Regions from separate parts of the Homo sapiens genome. Here region 2 is linked to region 1. Evidence: chromatin loops called from intact Hi-C (ENCODE). Cell type or tissue: heart right ventricle. All regions are shown on one strand. Links, peaks and the distances in the headings refer to the core of each region. The heading gives the core; the rest is flanking DNA. Region 1 holds the start of NFIA-AS1 (NFIA antisense RNA 1). Region 2 overlaps NFIA (nuclear factor I A).

Region 1 (10,569 bases), core at 1,076-9,075:
GAAAATGGCTTATTTTTATGTATCTACATTTTATTAGATGCTATTTATTAACATACTACAGGTATATTCAGAATATCAATAAAGTGATGTGGAATTGTGCAGATAATAAAATAATACACACTTTCAAGGCACATAGTATACATGATAAAAGATGATGAACTAATAATAAAGATTAAGGGTCCAGGATTACATCCCTGTAATCCCAGCACTTTAGGAGGCCAAGATGAGAGCATCATTTAAGACCAGCCTGGGAAACTTAGCAAAACCCTGTCTCAGGAAAAAAAAAAAAGAAAAAAAGAAAAAAAAAAAAAAACAGCTAAGCATGTAGTCCTAGTTACTCAGGAGGCTGAGATGAGAGGATCACCTAAGTCCAGGAGTTTGAGGCTATGCTGAGCTATGATTGTGTGCCACTGCACTCCAGTTCTGGCAACAGAGTGAGACCCTGGTTTGAAAAATAAATAATAAATAAACAAAGATGAAGGAAACAATATTCAAATAACATGAGAGGGGAAAAAGCTTCACTTACGAACTCAGTAGAGCTGGGTGTGGTGGCTCACGCCTATAATCCCAGCACTTTGGGAGGCCAAAGTAGGCAGATCATGAGGTCAGGAGTTCGAGACCATCCTGGCTAACATGGTGAAACCCCGTCTCTACTAAAAAAATACAAAAATTAGCTGGACATGGTGATGTGTGCCTGTAATCCCAGCTACTCGGGAGCCTGAGTCAGGAGAATTGCTTGAATCCGGGAGGCAGAGGTTGCAATGAGCCAAGATCATGCCACTGCACTCCAGCCTGGGTGACAGAGGGAGACTCTGTCTCAAAAAAAAAAAAAAAAAAAAAAAAAACAACGCAGTAAAAAATATAAAAAACAAAATCATGACTGGAGACAATTCTCTACCTCTGCACAAACATGCTTATCCTGCTACAGAGGACTAGTTAACTGAGCTGAGACAGCACAGACACACTTCTCTCACATTCCCACAACCTATTCTTGCCTCAATTCTCTGGGTACCTGAGGTAAAACGCAGCTAAGGATATTGGGTTTTCCTCTGGCTGAATAGAGGAACCGATCTTGAAAAACATAAATAAAAGAAACTAATTATTTGCGAATTTGCTAAAATAGATGGACTGTAAAACAACAAAACAAAACAAAACAAAAAACCCAACTGGTAGTCCTTTAATTATAACACTTAAATGCAGCTCTAAGTTGAAAGGTTTTAATTTATTTACCAAATTTATGAAAATGGTACATCTTTCTCTCAAGCCTTGAAGTTCTCGTCCCAGGCTGGCACAAGCACACACACATGCAGTGCCATGTGTATGGCACTGTGAGTGAGTCTTTTTGGGCCCTTACAACAGAGGGTCCTAAATAAATGATACAAGGATCATTTACTGGATCCTTGTATTTTGCTAACTACAGACCTGTGTAAACCATATTCTTGCAATCAAAACATGAAAGTATACAACATACAAGCACACAAACCATGACTGTTAACTTTCCTCTTTCTGTATTTCCCTTTTGACCAAAACATAACAAATAGCAGTATAAAGGTAGAATCTGGGCTCAGAAAATTCTCACTTTCTGGTTTAAAATGAACAACACTTAGGGACTAAACCAAGCTCGTCCAACCCACGGCCCAGGGGCCACATGCAGCCCAGGACAGCTTTGAACACGGCCCAACACAAATTCGTAAACTTTCTTACAACATTATGAGATTTTTTTTTTTTTTTTTTTTTTTTAGATGGAGTCTCACTTTCTCACCCAGGCTGGAGTGCAGAGGTGCGATCTTGGCTCACTGCAACCTCTGTCTCCTCGGTTCAAGCGATTCTCCTGCCTCAGCCTCCTGAGTAGCTGGGATTACAGGCACGCACCACCACACCCAGATAATTTTTTTTGTATTTTTAGTAGAGATGGGGTTTCACCATGTTGGCCAGGCTGGTCTTGAACTCCTGACCTCACCTCAAATGATCCACCCGCCTTGGCCTCCCCAAGTGCTGGGATTACAGGCGTGAGCCACCATGCCTGGCCAACATGCTAAGATTTTTTTGCGATTTTTGTTTTAAGCTCATCAGCTATCGTTAATGTTAGTGTACTTTATGTGTGACCCAAGGCAATTCTTCTTCTTCCAATGTGGTCGAGGGAAGCCAAAAGATTGGACATGCCTGGACTAAACGATATGCTAGGTATTTACAGAGCTAGAAATACTTCCTAGTGAGCTTACATTTGGTCTACCCGAGGGCAGCCTAGCAGCGGCCACATTAGTTGACATGGGAAGCTTGAGCCCCAAATTAAAAATCAACAAGCACAAGATCTGTATTATACAACAAAGTACCGAAGTTTTCATTTCTGTGATATATAAATTGTATGATAGTAAGAATCCTATGATCCCGTGTGAGGTGCCAAGAAAAAAGAGGTATCTTTTCTACTTAGTTTCACAACTGCCAGTCAGGTGCCAAGGTGACTTGAAGACCAAAACTTCCCACCAAAACCAAACCCTAGTTCTATTTCCACTATGGAACACAATAAAAATCTACTCGTAAAAGATTTTGAGTCTCCCACAAAGTAACATACTTTTAATGTGACCACATTTCAAACAGTTTACCCATCACAATAAGATCTGAAATACACATGGCATGTCTCCTTAGTCTGTTTCCCTTATTACACATGTGGTTTCCTCTTTCTAAATTCGGACTTATGCCCCATTTTAGAAGGTCAGGAGAAAGTAACGCATAATGCAAAAGTATTTCAAGCAAATCATATGATATCTGTACTTGATAATTTCTCATGGTTTTACACCAAGAGAATCACTGCATATTGAAGATTACACATTTTTTAAAAGCTAGAACACTGAGCCTTCCTTTCAGACAATTCAAACAAGGAGCGTATTGCTGACACAGCAACACTGTGGTCTCAGACTGTGGGAAATGTCAAATTTATGGTCCTGGGGGTGATTGGTGGATGGTTTTGTGGTGTGTATGGTGTTTTGTTTTGTTTTGTGTGTGCTTTTTCTTTTCTCTTTTGAGTCTCTGACAGAAACAGAGCTCTACAAACTTTCTGGCGACCTCCCAGGAAAACAGAAGGAAGCTGTATCCTGTACTTCCCCTGGGATCTAATGAAATATACAGCCTCTGGGCTTCTTTCAATTTGGACTTTCAGATCGCTAAGCCAGTGAAAAGGGGATCCTAGCTGTCACAAACGTCACATGGTCAGGGTCACCTGCTGCTCGGGGGTTCTCATGCCAGTTGTTGACATAATAAGCCCCCCTTACACTTTAATTACAATTCACAGTGTGCAAACTATGCAATCTGCTTTAAGGCAGACTGTCTTTTAAATCAACACTAAAATTCTACTACTAATATGGCAATGCAATGTAGCAGAGGAAGGGTGTGTCCACATGACTAACTATATGCAGATATCTGCCGTTTGGGAGACAGTGGGTAGCATTTGCCAAAATATAAAATGGTGTTGCTGACCCCAATTCTGGGAGATGGTACTTGAATCTTACTGTGCTCTGAGACTTCTTTCCATAGGCCACAAAAAGGTAATGCAATATACTTCATGTGTAGCATTTTACATTTGTATAACTACTATTTTTTTTCACATGGCTCCATAACTGTTCTATGTACTAATCTTGCCTATCCAACAGAAGGAGTGTTGAAGAACAGTGAATTTCTACTTCCCTATTTCTTCCCCTTTAAACCTAGGGCAGTGCCAGTGATGTTTAACACATGCTTCTAGAGTTGTGTCAATGCTCTATCATTTACTGGATCCTTGTATTTTGCTAACTACAGACCTGTGTAAGCTATATTTTTGCAATCAAAACATGAAAGGTCATTTTAAAACAGAGCCCATTTAAAATGATATGACAATGCAGGGAGCTGTTTAAAAAGTGCTAACACATAATTATAGTCTACAGTTTTCTCCAAAAACAACAGTGGAAATTAGTTACAATTCTATTACAGACAACTGCTATAAACTTAGGTGGGCTAACCTCTGAATGAACTATCCCAGTACTCTGGGAATTGCAATCTCATTTTCAGTGCCACAAATGACGTAAGATGGAACACACAAAACAAACCCACACAAAGTACTTTATGTTTATGAAGTCTTACTCAAACACCTTAGCTGAGCTAACCAGTATGTCTCACTGTAAAACACCACCACCACCAGTAACAACAAAATAAATAATCAAACAAAATAGAAGAAATCCAAATAGAAAAAAAAAGTTTTAAAAATAATAATGCCTATACTTGCTTTAATGAAGGATGTACCTGAATTACAAATGCCATCATGACAGATTAAATTAGCCAATAATTAGTCACTGCTTTATTTTTTTTTAGTGTCAAACAATGGTAGATACCAAGACAAGTAACAACAAAAGGCAAAAGAGTTTATTTTATTTAGACGTGGTCATTCTAACATAAGGAGAAGATGCATTTTCCTTTCAAAAATTGAGGTCTCTTTGGGCAAACTTTCAGTCCTTTGGCTATTAGGGTTTGTCTTCATGAAGGCAGACATAAAGCAATTCTGTTCTCTTCCTTATTTGAACACTTTCAGTCTTCACCTGGCTCTCTGCCACCCCAGCTAAACCACTTGACCTCTGATTACATAACAGTCCCCATCTGTGAGCTCAGCCATCCTCAGGAGATAGGAGGGGCCATGAGAAGCTCAAGTTCACCATGAGCCACAGCAGTAAGCCATGCTTTAGCCTCTGACCTGTGCTCCAATTTTGGTACAATGATTTCTGCCATGTTCTCCAACAGGTAAGCTCTACCTCAAGGACTAACTTCTGTACCTGTATTTGGTCAAGTGCCCTAGCTCATCTGGAACTGGAGATGTTGACTTGCTTTTCCCTACCTGCCTCCCAAGAACAAAATTCTGGCACGGAAACCCAGGCTAGCACGTGGAGCCCTATGACCCACTGACAGACTTCTCTGACACTAACCTTCTGCCTGGATTACTGTCATCTGCTTATGTTCTCTATTTCTTGGTTCTGTCCAACTTTTGGGACATTGAACTGCCAGTTAGACTTCCATGTTGTATAACACTCCACTAAGCTTACCAGCCAGTGCCTATACTCAGAGCATTTGGAACATGGCTGGACTGAACTTCTTTATGGAACTTCAAAACTACCAATCCCAGAATATCAACCTTCACGTAATTTCAGGTCCTGGCCCTTTACACATCTCATCCCAAGATATAAACTCTATCTGCCAATTCCCTTTTTTTCCCTTGGTAGGTAGGAAACAAAACATCTCTAAAACTCTGTAAAGAGTAGGAATACAAAATAGAATAGAAGTTACCTTATCCAGTACTGTTAGGGCCAGTTGTTGATTGGTTAATTTGAAAAAATGGATGAAGAAGATACTCATTAATGAGACATATGCACCTTAAACATTTTAACTTTGAGCATGTGTATGTACATTCTTTGGCCAATCTTTTTATGCAGAGGCAAAAATTTAAATTTAATAATGTCTGTTAATAATTGGAGCTCCACAGCATCTTTCTTATATAATGCGTATCTATAATGCATCATAAAAGATTTCCAGTTCCATTTACTTTAAGTAGTGGGAGAATTTAAAGATATTTCTAAAATAATCTAACAAAACTCTTATTTTTACAACCTTCTCTCATCTTCTGTAGTTATCTCACTGACATGTAATCTGACAGAAATTTTTGTAGCTTGCCTTTACTGATTCTTTCCAAGGCACTGGGTTAGTTTCATAGAAATAAAACTTTTCCATTTTGAACTTGCATGCCATTGGTTCACATAAATTTAATTAAATTACACAATGGTGATACAAATAAGACTAGTATAAACAGGTCCGGAATAACACAACTGACGTGGTAAGCACACAACTGGTAAAAACAATAGTGCTAGGATGTGGTAGTAGGTAACTGTTGGCCATGAAAATTCAACATGCCAAAGGAATCAGTATATTACAAAGAAAACAAAAAGTCTTGGTTCATCTTGCAAGCTGGTTAATACAGAGTTTCTACTATGAGGGTCTATCCAAAGAAAATATAATCCAAATATACATTGAATGGATATTGTGAGTAGGAATTGATGTTTGATGCATAATGCTTGATGCTGTGATACAATGTTGAAAAAGACATCTTTCCCAGCATTCTGGTATAGCTCTAATTTCTAATATCAAAAAGTAATTAGAAATAATTATAAGAAACTCCTCATTGGAGTTACTGTATTTTAAATGGTAACTGAATTGATACCTCTATCTACCTGCTGTAGGAGGCTTAATATTCAAGTTGATCTAAATATATTTAAAGAACACGAAAAATAGTCAGCTTACCTCCTAATACAGTATTTTCAAATTCTGAACTCTATTTATATTTTTGTTATTTTGTATCGTTACTTCTGTTTTCATTAAATACATGATTGCTGAAGCAGTTTTTAAAATTAGAGGCACTGTGTTAATACAAAAAATCAACTGCCATTTTAACATCACGTAGTCTGACAACTGAAAACAATCACATAACAGTCATAATTTTTCAGTATTTTATGATTTTTCAGGTTATGTAACTATCAGTTTTCACGTGATTGTACTTAAGATCAATCTTTTAGCAATAAGAAGCCTTAATCTCAACCTTCTGCTTTTTATCAGTTTACTTATTATCAGCTTCAAAATAAATGTATGACATAATTGTGTTACATATATGACAATAATGATGGTCACAGTAACAGCTAGCATTTATTGAATGTCTAGCAATAAAAATAAAGTGATTTATATATACATAACTTTCCCAGCAACTTTTGCAAAGTAAACATTACCATCTTCATTTCAGGGTGAGGAAACAGACAGCACTAAGAGAAAAAGCTGGAACTCAAAACCAAATTAACTCCAAACTTAAGTTTTCCCACTTCGACAAGGTGTGTGTATGTACGTAGTAAAGAGATCACGGAGTTCCCTTTCCAGTGAAATTTTTATTTGTACGGATGCATGTGTATGTAGGCATATGCGCACACAAACACACACATACACTTTAGTTAAATCAATTTCATATGCAAAAGAAAAGTGAGCCAGGGCTAAGTTATTAAAAGAAGCCTTTGAAGCAGAGAGTGATGATGTGTGAAAGACATACAACAAAAGTTTATTTAAACAAAGAACAAGCACAGAGGGATGGGACAAAAGTGAAAATAAGAGAAATGAAGGCTCTCCATCTTTTTTCTGTGTCTATGGATTTCTCATACATAGAAAAACAAAACAGTAAGAAAGAGATGTATGCAGTTTATGGAATATCCAAAAGTAAAATTAGTTTCAGCTAGGGCCCAGATGAACTCAACTCCACACTGATTTTTCAACAAAGTTTTTCTATGTGAAACACAATCATGTTATCCTGTAGTAAAGTCCTTGATATTAAACATAATTTCTTACTTCTAAGAAAAAACTCGAGCTATGATTTTAATAAATATTTTTATAGTATCTTTTTCAATGTCATGTTATGAAAGCAAAATTTTCAAGTAGGCTTCAGAAAAGAGATAGAGCCTTTTTACTTTCATTCATTATGCTCTGTAGAACATTTCAATATCCAGTGTACATTTCAACAGGCACTAAATTGGCCCATAATTTTCTTACAATTCAAATTTTTGTCTGGTCATCTTAATTAAAAGTGAAAAATTTGGCCAATCATACAGAAATTATATTCATGACACATACCATGTAGATCATATGGAAGTGGCATGGTACTTGTAAAAATAAACATTCCTCTTTTAGCAAAACAAAGAGCAACATTTACATTGCTCTTGGGGAGCAGAACAAAAAGAGAGGCCAAAAAGTTGCAATGGAGAAAGGTCTTCCAATCTAAAGTGAAAACTAATTTTGTCTGCTTGCATTTAAGTAGACATTATAAAAGTCTTACAGAGACGCCATGCTTACAGAAGGCATTATTGCCTTTGAATATAAATGAAAGCACATTTCTAGCACTTATATTATTACAAATATTGAAAATGGCCTCCAGAAGCTTTTAGCAATGTACGCTTTGTCTTGTTTCCAAAGAAGCAATCCAATTAAAATGATCATTTTCAGCATAGAGGACTAGGACAATGAACCGTACCTTGCACCCAGCATCTCAGAAATACTTTGGGGAAAAATTTATGGAAAATAGATTTGAAACTTCCATATGCTTTCTGTGCACTTTTACTAACCAAGCATAATTTACCAATATTTTCCTAGAAAAGGAACTGCATGTGTTTTTCTGCCTCTTGCAGTAAGTATCCATCCATGATTATTCCAACCCATACCATGTTTGCTTCCTTGAATTCACTATGTCACAGTGTATCTTGTGTACTCAAACTGTCAGCAGGAACATGGTAACGAATATTATTCTTTTTTTCTTTTTTTTGAGATCAAGTCTCACTCTGTTGCCTAGGCTGGAATGCTGTGGCATGATCTTGGCTCACTGGCTCACTGCAACCTCCGCCTCCCGGGTTCAAGCAATTCTTGTGCCTCAGCCTCCTGAGCAACTGGGACTACCGGCGACTGCCACCGCGCCCAGCTAATTTTTGTATTTTTAGTAGAGATGGGGTTTCACCAGAGTTTGAGGCCAGGCTAGTGTCAAACTCCTGACCTCAAGTGATCTACCCGCCTCGGCCTCCGAAAGTGCTGGGATCCACCTGCCTTGGCCTCTGAAAGTGCTTGGATTATAGGCGTGAGCCACCGCATCTGGCCATTATTCATTTTTGATACATTCCTTCCACCTCCCCCATCTAATAGCAAATACCCATGTTAAGCGTAAAGAAGACACTTAAAAAACGTGTTGGCTGAATTATTTTTCTTACAGTAAGATTATTTCATTGTTTGTCCTAACTATAACATCTGGTTAGTAAAGTTTTTGATTTGTAGAAATTATTTCCTTCTGAAAAAAATCAATGTTTACCATGTTGTTGTGGTCTAAATTTTTTCAATTCCATAAACTTAATTCTTGTGGCCATTTTTTCAATCAGTAAGTATGTAAGCACCTTTTATAAATTGTTTTAAAATAGTTTACACTACACTTGATACTGATGAAATTATAAAATAAAAATGTATTGTTTTATGTCTTTCAGGATGTATGTCATAAAAGTTGGATGCCTTCCTTTCAAGACATTTGAATGGATCACCAAATAATTACCTACTTTTCTCTCACAACTCAGATAAATAATTAAAAGGAGATATACACAGATTGGTTGCATACTTAAGAGTGAGAATCAATTAAAACAAAATTGTATGCATGTTCTTCTAATAATATATCCCTACAGGGACCATGAGATGCTACCTTTACATTTGTAAAATTACTGAGGTCAGATCAGAGCCTTAATGCTATTTCTCCATGAGCATTCAGAAGTGGTTGTGCATAGGCGTTATGTGGAATTGGGGCTGGGGAAGATTTAATTGGCAATTTTTTAGTTATTTAGTTTTAGTTATGCCCCAGAAACCAGAAATGGTCACTGAATATTTATTGAGCATGCCTAGAGTGGAAGTTTCTTATTTAAGTTGGTATTTAAGTTGGGACTGCAGTAAGGGGCATCTTTCACAAAGAAACGTTTTGGGATTACCTTTAAATAACATTTAAATCCCCTTCATTAATTGTCTCAGAGCTCTCCGGTGCAACTTAACAATAGGAAGCAGCTGTGCTCCAAACAAAAGAACACACAGCTCTGGGAAGATGCCACCATTTGAGAAATCACACATCATAAGGAAAGGTTGTTACTTCTAATTTAGTTCTGTGGACCAATTCAAGTTTGGGGGTTCCAGAAAGCCTGAAACCCTACCTCTCAGGGCTGTGTTTTAATATTAGGGAACTGTCTAATTTGTGCTTCAGGAAGTTCTGTGCATTTTTACGAAATCCATCTCACCGAAGCCTTTTAGTTAAAAGGCTTGCGTAATTGTGCACACAGATAAAAACTGCACTCATGATATTACATATTTTACTGCATTCTCCCTTGAATCTATCTGCCCATTATTATGGTTAATTATGCAGAGGTTTGGTTCTCTAGCTGGAGGGACAGCTAGTTGAGGGTGAGCTAGTTGAGGACCTTTATTTTTTTCCCTGCACCTAGTTCAGTAGCTGACATAGAAGGGCTTGGTAAATGCTGGCTCAATTAGATTTTTCAGAACTTTCTCAGACTAATGTTTGCTTATCACCGCACACATGTACAAGAACTACTTGAAACTCTTGAAAAGGAAATTTAGTCCTTTAAGGGTTCAGAAATAACAATGAAAGATAACATTCTCACCAAAAAACAAAAAAGCTCAAAACCAGGAAACACTTGATACAGGAGCTCATGAGAATACTTATTCTCTCATTTATTAAACTAAGAAAGTTCTCAGGATCATGTTGGCAGTAGACCATTTCTGGCCCTGAGATGAATGCCCTTTTTCCAAGTTAAAACCATGGCCCAGCTGTGAAATAATGATGGCTGCAAGGAACCCAATGGTGGCAGCAAACTCAACTCAAAGGCCCAATATTTGTAGGCACCAAACAGACAAGCCAGCAAAACAGGAGTGGTGACCAGATGTCAGCAACGGCCCGAGGGCATCCCTCTCACCTCCCCTCACACATAATGCTAC
Region 2 (10,569 bases), core at 1,340-9,339, 66 kb before region 1:
GCCACCTGTGGGAATGTGGCTCGTTAATCTTCCCTCTCACCCCAACACAGAACATTTTAGGTGTGCTCAGGAGACACTATTCAATTAAGGAGAACTTCTCTGCTTGTCTTACGGCACTTGCCTCTTTCTACCTGACTGGACAGTTATTTGTTTATATGTATTATCTCTGCACTCCTACAACAAACCGGGGAGGGGAGGGTTGGGTCTCATTATCTCACATTGTCCACAGGGCCCAGCATAAGCCTTTATTCTAGGTGTGTAATAAATATTTATTTAGTGATTCAGATGAGTGACTTATGATACTGTTATTTGGTAGTCCTCTAAAGCGTGATGTAAATTTTTGTTAGCTCACCTACAGTGATATTACTTCTGTACTCTTAATTTAGATTATCTTGGAAAACAGTTTTTCCTTTTGAGGAGTCAGGTGCAGGGATGTTTCTGCTGATCCATTAATGCCAAATTTTAAATTTCTGGTCTGATTTCTGACTGTATAGTGACTATTTAAATTGTTCTGCCACTCATTGGTGACATTTGAGATACGGCTTATTTTTAGAATAATTCCTTATAGTTTAAAGAAATGCAAAAATTCAGATATCTAAAAAAGAACACAGGAGCAATAAAAGTACATATATATTCTGTTTGTGAGATTAACCTTTATGATAGTGGAGAAAAATTCACTTGGTAGTGTGCTTATGGTAAACATTAAAAGGTTGACATATGGTGTTGGACTGACAGTAAGGCTGAAACACTTCTATATCTAGAAAGTTGTGCCTGAGAATTTGCAAAATGCAGAAATGTTTGTCAGCTAATAATATGGATGAGGTGTTTTGAGATTCTCAGATGAATACATGGATTGCTTTAAATGCATTTGTAACATGGGTATGATTGTCATTTTGGTTTATCATGACACATTAAGAAATTGTCACCATTATGGAAATAATGTACTCTTAGACCAAAAGAAGAATGGGGCAAAAAGAGGTTTGAGAAGTATGTGTCATGGGACTTACACACTGTTGGCCTTCTTTTGTGGCTCCAAATTTCCCTGTGCTGCTCATTTACTGTTACTCAATACAGACACCTAATCTGTGTTTTTTTGTTTGTTTTTGCCATCATTGCTCACTCAATGATTTCTGCCATAGCCATAGAGACAGAGTCAATATTTAATTTACTGCTTCCATTCAATAAATGTTTACTTAATGTCTATTACATGGCAACCACAATCCTAGGACCTGGGATGCAACAGGTAAAATAACACAAGGTCCTTACTCTTGGGGACTTATGTCCCCAGTCAAGGCAGATATTTACAGCAAGATTTTCAGTAATGTATTTATATAAAATTCATGTTTTTGTAATACCTTTCTAGGAGAACATTAGAAACTAATAAAGACTACTGCAATATCTTCCTGTGATGAGTCTGCTGTTTGTCACACATATACGTGGTTGATAGCCAGAAAGCACACTTTCCAGACTGCCTTACAGTTAGGAGTGGCCACAACCAGAAAGTGAACGCAAGTGATACAATCAACTTCTACCCCCACGTACCTGAAAGGAAATTCTTGCCCTGAACATTGTCTCTACCCCTTTTTATGAGCGAAAACACTTTCTACCATGCAGGCACACACCCGTGGAATAGCAGAGCAGTAAGACAGAAGGAACCTGGGACCCTGAATGACACTGTGGAGTAGAACCATCCTGCCAACTTAGGCTGCTCATCTGGGAATATTAACAGAAAGAAAAATAGATTTCAATATACATTAACTACTGTATGTTTTTGCGTTTTATTGGTTGCTTTGTTATAGTAGCTAAGCACTTACCCTAACCCACATAACTACTAACTTATCCCTTTTGAATCTAACGTGTCACAACTTAGCAGCCCTCAGGCCAATTCCAGTCTACAAACATATTTTGCTAGTACAGTATGTATTATTAATCTGCAAAGGAATGCTTTTAAACTAGACATGAGAAGTTAAGTGACTTGCTTAATGTCACACAGATAGTGGCAAAATTAGGATTAGAACACAGGTATATTTACCACTCTTTATATAATGAATTTTATCCCATTTTAATCCATGATTTTTAGCATCAGAGACTTAATTACCCAGTCTAATCCAAAGGCCTTGTCACATCTTTTCACCAATTCCTGCAGTTAATAAAGGAAGGGTAGCATTTAATTAAACTAAATGTGATTGCCCAATGACTTCATAGAAAGAAAGTTCATGAGTTTTAAGTTCCAAGTGATTGAGCAATTAAAGGACTATGTCTATTAGATATCAAAATATCTAAAAATAAAAGTGAAAAAAGATTTTTACCTATTTGTATCTTTGCAAATATCAGATCCATGGCATCACACAATGAACTGGATATGGAAGGGACCTTAAAGTTCATCTAGTAGTGGAGTAATAATCGTCATGTTGCAACAAAAAAATTGTGGTTAATAAAAAAATGAGGGGTTAAAAAAATCATATTTCCCTGAATATGTCTACCTTCCTATAACTTGTAATTTACCTAGATTTTGTCCTCTGGTATAGGCAGAACAAATGTTGGCTCTCTTTATTTCTACTATCCTTCAAATATCTGAAGACATCTCATCAACCTAATTTTCTCTCTTCCAGGCTAAATATCCTTCCGTCCTTCCTTCCTTCCTTCCTTCCCTTCCTTTCCTTCCTTCCTCCCTCCCTTTCTCTCTCTCGTCATGTCAACAAATTATTTTCCCCATTTCCCCGAAACATTTAGAATTATGCATTTATTAGTCTTAAAAGCTGAAACAGTTGTTTTGCAAGCGGACTCAACTGAAAATTTAGACTTGTACAAGAACAGAGAAACAAAAATAATCTTTAGGGATTATTTTAAAAATTTAAACACTTACTTTAGCACCATTTTAAAAAACAGAGAATTTTGCATCATATTAGAAAAGCTAAGGTCTTCTGTAATTAGCATAGTATCAGTATTTTATAAGCTTAATATTTTAAAATTAATTTTATGGTTTTAATGCACTATAAATTAACATTTTTTAATTAACCCGGTTTTGAATTAAAGAGGTTTTTTAAAAAGCAAACTTATTGTTTTTATGTTCTGCATCAAAGTTTCCTCTAAACTTGGACAGTAACAACTGGTAATTTGCAAATGAATCAAGCTATTTGTAATAGCTTTAGTTTCTGCTTATGAACTTTTACATATACTAGGGAAAAAACAGGGAAATGTATTCCCTGAATACATCAGAAACTGATTATCTTAAGTGAAACAGACATGAAACTGGATCACCTGAGGGCTACCCTGGTTCATGGACGTTAAACAGCAAAAAATCGTAATGGCCCATCTCCCTTTTCTTCCTTTTTAGGTTTTATACACAGGGCTGTGAGACAGACCATTTACAGAGAATCCTGCTTGCTAAACCACCTGAGGACACATGCAATGATAATGAAAGTAGATAGCCAGGGGCCATGTGCTAATTTTAAGATACTCAACACTGATTTTGGTTCACCAAGCATGGAAAGAAAATCCTGGATGGAGTGAAGCAATAATATTTTTTAAAAATCCTTACAATTACTTTTCTAAGACTCCAAATATTAAATGTACTATTATATACGTCTCCAAATATAAAATAAAACTAGCTAATGTTTAGAACCACAAAATGCAAAGAGCTTTCATCTTTTCAAAAGTCATTTTTTGTGTAATTCTTGCTCATTTACCCAGTAATTAGTTATCGATGCCAAAATTCACCATGTTTATTAAATTGTGGAACCTGTATTATTCACTTCTGCAGATACTATGGCAGGCCACAATCATGTGGGTCACAATACTTTGAAGTTTGCTGGCCTAGCACAAAGTATTTTAGAAGTACCAGAAAATTCTTTGTGAAATGTAACAGAATGAATTAGACTGTTCAGGCCATGTCGTGTTAGCACAATGGAGGAACACTTTTAAGACTTTAAAGTCATGTAATGCAATTCTAGGCTGGATTTTTCTTGTTTAAAAAAAAAAAAGAAGTAGAATGGGAGTGGTTGGAAGAGAAAAGGGCCAATATTTGACAACAGAAATCAGCATAACCTTTTAACTGCAGCAGCCATGGGTGACTGCCCTTTGACCTTGGAAGATTATGTGAGATTTCAATGACAACAGCTGGAAGTGAGCATGTGTGAATAGAGAACACAGATCTGAGGCCTGGTATAAAAGACTGCACAATCTCTGCCCAGATCAGAGTGCTGATTAGAAATTGTTTCCTGGTCCTGGCTTAATAGAGTGTGATCATGAAAGTTGGTGTGTGTGTGTGTGTGTGTGTGTGTGTGTGTGTGTGTGTGTGTGTTTAATTCTTCCAGGAAGAAATCATTGGTGGATTTCTTCCATATCCATTCTACTTCTTCAGCCCCTTCAAATCTTCAGGATTTTCATATAAAACAGGCTCCTCTTTCTTCGAATAAAACCTTCGCTCCTTTTTGTAGACAAAATATCTTTAAGTTATAGAGTTCTCTCCTTGAGTTTTAAAATAACCTCTACTGGGGCATTTCACATAGGTTATCATTATTTTTTGTTTAAGGATCTGTCACTCGCAAACAGACAGACACACACAGACACACAGCTTGAATAAGGACTCAGTTAAAGTGGGGATCTTACTTCTCTCATCTTTCTGATTCTACCATTTGTACAATGTATGACATATGGTGGGTACTCAGTATATCTGTGATGAATGAACACAGAAATGAAACATCTATTCTTAATAGTTTTTTCCTTTCATTCTTGAGATGTAATGGAAGATTCCTGCTACTACACAAACATATGTATAATTTCATCTTTTTTTCAACCAGCTTCATATATATTTTACCAATTTTTTAGTGAAGTCTTTAGGTGTAGTTTGCCAAACATAAACACAAGAGAAAGATTAGTAATTACTTCCTTTCCAAGGCAAGGTAACTTAGTCCAGTAGATACAGGCTACCTGGTGAATGTGGTAATTTCCATGCATAAAACCCTCAATGAATTATATTCACTGGGCTGAAGTACATGTACACTGACACAGATGCACTCTCAGATTCCTACACAGGACTCCATACTTGCTGACACTGCTCTGAAACCACCAGAATGATGCCATATGATTACTGAAAGGGCACTGGGTTATGACTCATTTACGTTGTTTTGGTTTTACCATACACTCTATCTTACCTTCTATTACTCTGGATTTTGCTAACTCTTTTAGCTCTGGATTTTGCTAACTACTCTAGTTTCTATATCAAATTAGCTTCGGTAGAAGGTGGCCTTTCCTCTATGCAAATACCTTGAGTCGGGCAAAAACCAACCTGGCTGAACAATAAAGGACAAGGAGAAGAAACTGGCGAAACTGTCTTCCAAATCAGACATGGGTCATCTGCCTCCATCCTTCTATAGCAACTCTAGATGTTATTCCAAACAAGCCACAGGACAGATTGTTTTTTCAGAACAGACCAAATCCATTTGCTGTTTCAAAATTCTATAAACAAAGCATTAAGGAATTCAATTCCCAGAGCAACTATATGGGTGTTGGCTTTAGTTTCATGGGAGCGTCTGCCAAGCTCACATATTTGTAGAACTATTGGTTTAGAGTGTCCTTTGCAGCTCAGAGCAGGAGGGACCATTGCTTGTGATCTCAATTCACTTTAAGGACTGGGTCTTGCTGGTGACAGGTATACATGATAAATGTTCCAGAAGGCTGACCTAATTTCCGTTGAAGTGAGTGTTTTGCTAAGAACATTCCCTCAAAGTGTCAGCTTGCAACCACGGATTCCAACATGCCGGGGTCCATTCTCCTCAGCGACTTATTACCATTGCTTGTAAAACTTCCCTTAAAATGAAGTTAATTTTGACTTATTTATCCACCTTCTCCAGACTTAGTTTTGAACTTAAGTAAGTTATATATCTAATGTAAAATATGTAATTATCAAACATAGTAAGTTTCATAGTTTTTAGTTGTTTGTGATCTGAAAAAAACAAATACTCAGGGCTAAATATGAATCGGGGTGAATTTGCAATGTACTTGTCTTTTCTCTTGTAAAGGGATCTATATGGCAAAATGTTCATTCATCTTTCAAAAATCATATTTCCAAGATATTATTTATTTACAATAAAGTAGGAGGGGCAGTATTACAGAAATTATAATTCCAAAATCCTAAGCCTCAATTTCCACACCTGTAAAATGACACTAATGATTATACTTACTTCATAAGTTTGTCATTAGGAATAATGAAATAGTACACTTAAAATGCTTAGCAAAGAACCTAGAACACAGAATGTGTTCAAAAAATGATAACTGTTATAAATAACAAACATAATCTTTATATCTTAGATCTTCAATCATACAGGGAATTTTTAACAGAAAAAATTAAGAAATAACCACATTCTTTTCACATGGAATGTTAAATAATGCAAGTATTCTTATAAAAGTTGTCTATAAAAATCAAAATGTAGATAATGTAATTTTATTTAAGTGAATTTTTGAGTAAAAAAATTATTTTCTAAAGCTAGTAACAAATTATTAAAAATAAATTCTCTAGAATTTTTTGATTTTTCTACAAAAAGTGAGAAATAACAGTACTTAGTCTCTAAGCTATTTTAAATGTTAGAAATCTAATTCCTAAATATAATCATATTAGTATATATATTTGTGTGTTTATGAAAATAATTGTTTATAATTCCTCAAATATTTTCAAATATAAATCACCATCTCTTCTTTAAATACATATTGAATATCTATAGAGGCCAAGCATTATTCTAGACATAAGGATACAAATTTTGGTCTTATATTTTTGGGATGATGACTACTAATACTCTAGAAATGGACGTTAGGTCAATCTTACTTGCAGGAGATCAAGTTTTATCTACTTTTTCATAAATAATGTACAGAAGTATATAGAGAAAGAATTAAAAATGGCCTCCTTTTTCCAGTTTCACTTTATTTTTTAAAAGACTTTCGTTTGCTGAAAATTCCTGTTGATAACTAAATATGCCATGCTGCCTGCTCTAGGAAACTGAATTTAATTTATTTAATTTAGAAATCTGATTTTATTTTTCAGTATTTTTTTGAAAAAAAGTTATTTAAATTTTTTTAGATGTGAAAGTACTTCAGATGGTATAAAAAGGCATATAAAATAAGCAATTAATATTAACACTAAATGCAGAAATAACTTTTTAAAATAAACTACCCTCTAGTGCAGAGCCTCCACACTTTAGCTCCTTCCGTCAATACAAATGGAGAATCATCAGAAAGCATCATTAAAGAAAGGGTCTTGATTCCTTATAGCTTTAAATCAATGCTGAAAGAATTTGGCCTTTTAGGCAGGAGAATGATCGACACATTTCACTTGACTGACTTTGATCATTGAAGCACTTTATGATCCAGGCCACTTCCTTGATTTTAGGGAACATAACCTTTGACTCACAGAACGTGTTGAGGACATCTCAGACTCGGCTCCAAGTAAGAGCGCTCTTGTTCTTCTCGGAACCACTACAATGTTTCTCATCAGGGTTATCAGCATTCGGAGGGGAATCAGTTCCAGTGTTTAGAACTGCCCTGTCCCCTCAGGATGCTCAGCATCCCTGGCCTGCACCACTGAATGCCAGCAACATCCCCTCCTTGTGAGCACCAAAAATGCCCTCACACATTTTTGAATACCCTTAAGGAGAGCCATATGGTCCCTGGAGGAAAATACCCTCCAGTGTATAAACACTGCCTTAAGACCTCAGCAGGTATTTAGTACTATGTGATCTTGCCACTGTTGAGCTGTCTGACTTATATTCTCTGTAATTAGAATATAAACTCTTATAAGGTCAGGGACTGATTATTACAATTCTTTTGAAATGCCCCTTCTTCCTCAGCCATACCCTCTACTCCTCACCCTTACCCAAGTATCTAACTCAGATTTTATAGTGAGAACTTGATTTTAAAAACTGTTATATCTAAACTACTATCTTTGGTTGAGGGGGGTTGGGAGGAGACTCTCAGACATGTGGTCTATAAATATAAACTCGACAATTTGGACTTTCTGGAAGAATCTTGATTTTGAAGATTGGCTTATCAGTCCGTATGTGGACGAGAGAGTACATTGGCCAAGCCTCCCTGATCTCCTTTTGTTGTTGCTGAGAAGGTGTGTTCACTGCACTAAAGCTCTCAGGAACATTCAGACAGCATCTTATTTGTTCACGACAGCATCATTGTACCTAAAAGTCCACAGACTCTATGGAAATACGAAATAACATGTAAAAATTGAAAATAAATATGCATTCTGTTCTCTGCTCTCAACTCAAGGATGCAGGTGAACTAAAAAGACACAGCACCAAAATGACCCGTCCTTATTGCTAAAACCAAATGAACACAACCCTGAAAATATACAGGAAACAAAATTAAGCAACAACAGGCTACATAATGTCAACCAACCATGAATTCCAATGAGTGCCTTTGTTTCAACTGCTTGTTCAGAAGTAGGGCAGCTCCTCCAGCTCTAATATTTTTCCCTCTAATCATTCTGATACTTTATTGAATATCTGTCATTTTTACAAAATTAAGAGCCAATGGCTGCTACCCAGTACCAGGTTGCATGGAAGTCCTTCTGCTTTGCGATTACCAAAGAATACTCCCTTAGTTAAATTCCTACCTCTAACATCAGAAAATCGATCAAATCTCCCAAGGTTGCAGCGTAGTCACAGACCAGATGCAAAGTACCATGTTTATGCATGTATACACAAACATATATGTATGCGAGTTCAATTTCATTTACTCCCTCGAAAACCCACACAGAGAAAAGCACTTTCTTGTCAGATGTTAACTGTCAGGGGCACTTGAAATATTTTTCACTACCGTAGGCATTTCTGACCCTCAGTGTCACCATTAGCAACAATGCCATAAGGGACATGATTTGTAGCTAATTTGAACATGGAGCCCTTCTGGCCACAGCTGGTGAAGCCAATAGCATTCTGCTCTCTTATACAGTAAATCGTTAGAAAAAGAGTCAGTAAGCTCAATGGCTAATTTCTGATGTTCCAACTACCATTAAAAGGGTTAGAGAGAAGCTAAATGTAGTGTTTTTTTTTGTTTCAGGTGCTTTAATTATAAACCTAAAATGTTTCTCTACAGCCTGATTTATTCATTCAACAAATATCTATTGATGCCAACCTATAAACAAATACGAACAGTGAACTCAGAACATATATCAAAATATTTCGTGTCATCAAGGGCTCACAGATTAGTCAAAACTTCTTTCAAAGAACAGCTAGTGGGGAAGGCTTGATTCACACCAGGAAGATCCAGTTCAAATGTCACCACCTTCTGATATCATTTCTGTATCCTTAGAGCATCACAGGTCGCTGCAATGTAGGCCTCAATAAATACTGATGACTGCTTGAGAGGAGATGAAAGTGCAAGTCAAATTTATGGGGGGCAACAAGGATAACCCTATGGATAGGAAGTCAAGTGTATATGTTGGAGGCAGAGTATAAAGTGAGTACCATTGTCAGACAGAGGTTTGAAGAGATGATAGAGCCAAAATTTGGAAGGTTTCAAGTAATTTTGAGAGTATTCTGTAAGTAATAATCAGGTGGAATCATAATTTAGTGCATTATCATTATTAGAGGAATATTTTTCTTATAGCTTATTATTTACTTTTATAAGTCAGACATGGGTTTCACTCAATTACTAGCTTTGTGACCTTAAGCAAGTTAATTAAACTTTCAATAATTTACCCAAGAAACCTTTGTTGAATATCTTCTCTGCTTCAGGTACTATGGTAGGCATTAGAGTGTACCTCTTTGACCTTCAGGTCCTTGCAGTCCAGTAGGGGAGGCAGGCCAACAGAGGAAGCATTACAATACAATGTGGTAAGGGCTCTGGTAGTGGAAGCAGGCTCTGAGGGCACAGAGGGGGGCATTAAACTAGTGAAAGGGCTAGGGAAGGCTTTGTGGAAGCAGTGATGGCCTATACAAGTCATCAAAGACCAGCAGGATTAGTGACGTGAAGTGCAGGAAAGTGACACAGTTTTTTTGTGGTTGTAAGAATAACAATAACAATAAAGTGATACGAGCTAATATTTACTGAGTGCTCACTGCATGCCAGATATTCTCCTCAGCTTTGCCATGTGTTATTTCCTGTAATTTTCAAAGTGTTATGAGGTAGGTGCTATTACATATTATAATTTCATTTTACAGATAAAGCACAGTCTAAGGTCACACAGACAGTAACTGGTAGAGTCGGGATTTCAACTGAAGCAATGTAATTAACTAAGGCACTGTTCCCTAATTGCACGAGTAAGAACACCTACTCCAGAGGCGGAAGCACTTAGAACAGGTTTGGAAGATGATGATGGATTATAACCATTATTGTAATCAATGTGTACATACAAATTCCTGATGTGCACATCTAAGTACCATAGATTTTTTTTTCTCACCAAATGATGGACTCAGTAGATTTTACCCAAACCAAAACTCCAGCTTTACAGTCCAGGGAAAGTGTCTGATAGAGTGTGGATGTTGCTCCCTCTAAATCTCATGTTGAACTGTAATCCCCAATATTGGAAGTGTGGCCTGGTGGGAGGTGATTGAATCATGGGGGCAG

Evidence for each region. A loop is a pair of places that touch in the nucleus more often than their neighbours do. Peaks named below come from ENCODE experiments on the same cell type or tissue, not always from the same donor. Only the 100,000 strongest peaks of a DNase experiment are listed, where the experiment ranks them.
Region 2: a loop joins it to region 1, with 3 times the contacts of the local background. A loop is called at or near these places in 6 of 110 quality-filtered maps.

The regions. Positions count from the first base shown.
Region 1 is chr1:61,247,606-61,258,174 of GRCh38, reverse strand. All of the region lies in intron 2 of NFIA (nuclear factor I A), which reads right to left. NFIA-AS1 (NFIA antisense RNA 1) reads left to right here and starts at 4,657. Exons shown (of 4, transcript NR_104180.1): 1 at 4,657-4,764; 2 at 6,806-6,890; 3 at 8,194-8,227; 4 at 9,066-9,230. RefSeq lists an enhancer at 7,457-7,958. In heart right ventricle, for the core only: no CTCF peak of the experiment used is centred there; DNase peaks (open chromatin) are centred at 3,062 and 4,594; H3K4me3 peaks cover 1,270 bases; H3K27ac peaks cover 5,185 bases.
Region 2 is chr1:61,313,525-61,324,093 of GRCh38, reverse strand. All of the region lies in intron 3 of NFIA (nuclear factor I A), which reads right to left. Among named protein-coding and RNA genes, the nearest start is that of NFIA-AS1, 65 kb to the right of the region's middle. In heart right ventricle, for the core only: no CTCF peak of the experiment used is centred there; a DNase peak (open chromatin) is centred at 5,593; H3K4me3 peaks cover 741 bases; H3K27ac peaks cover 4,087 bases.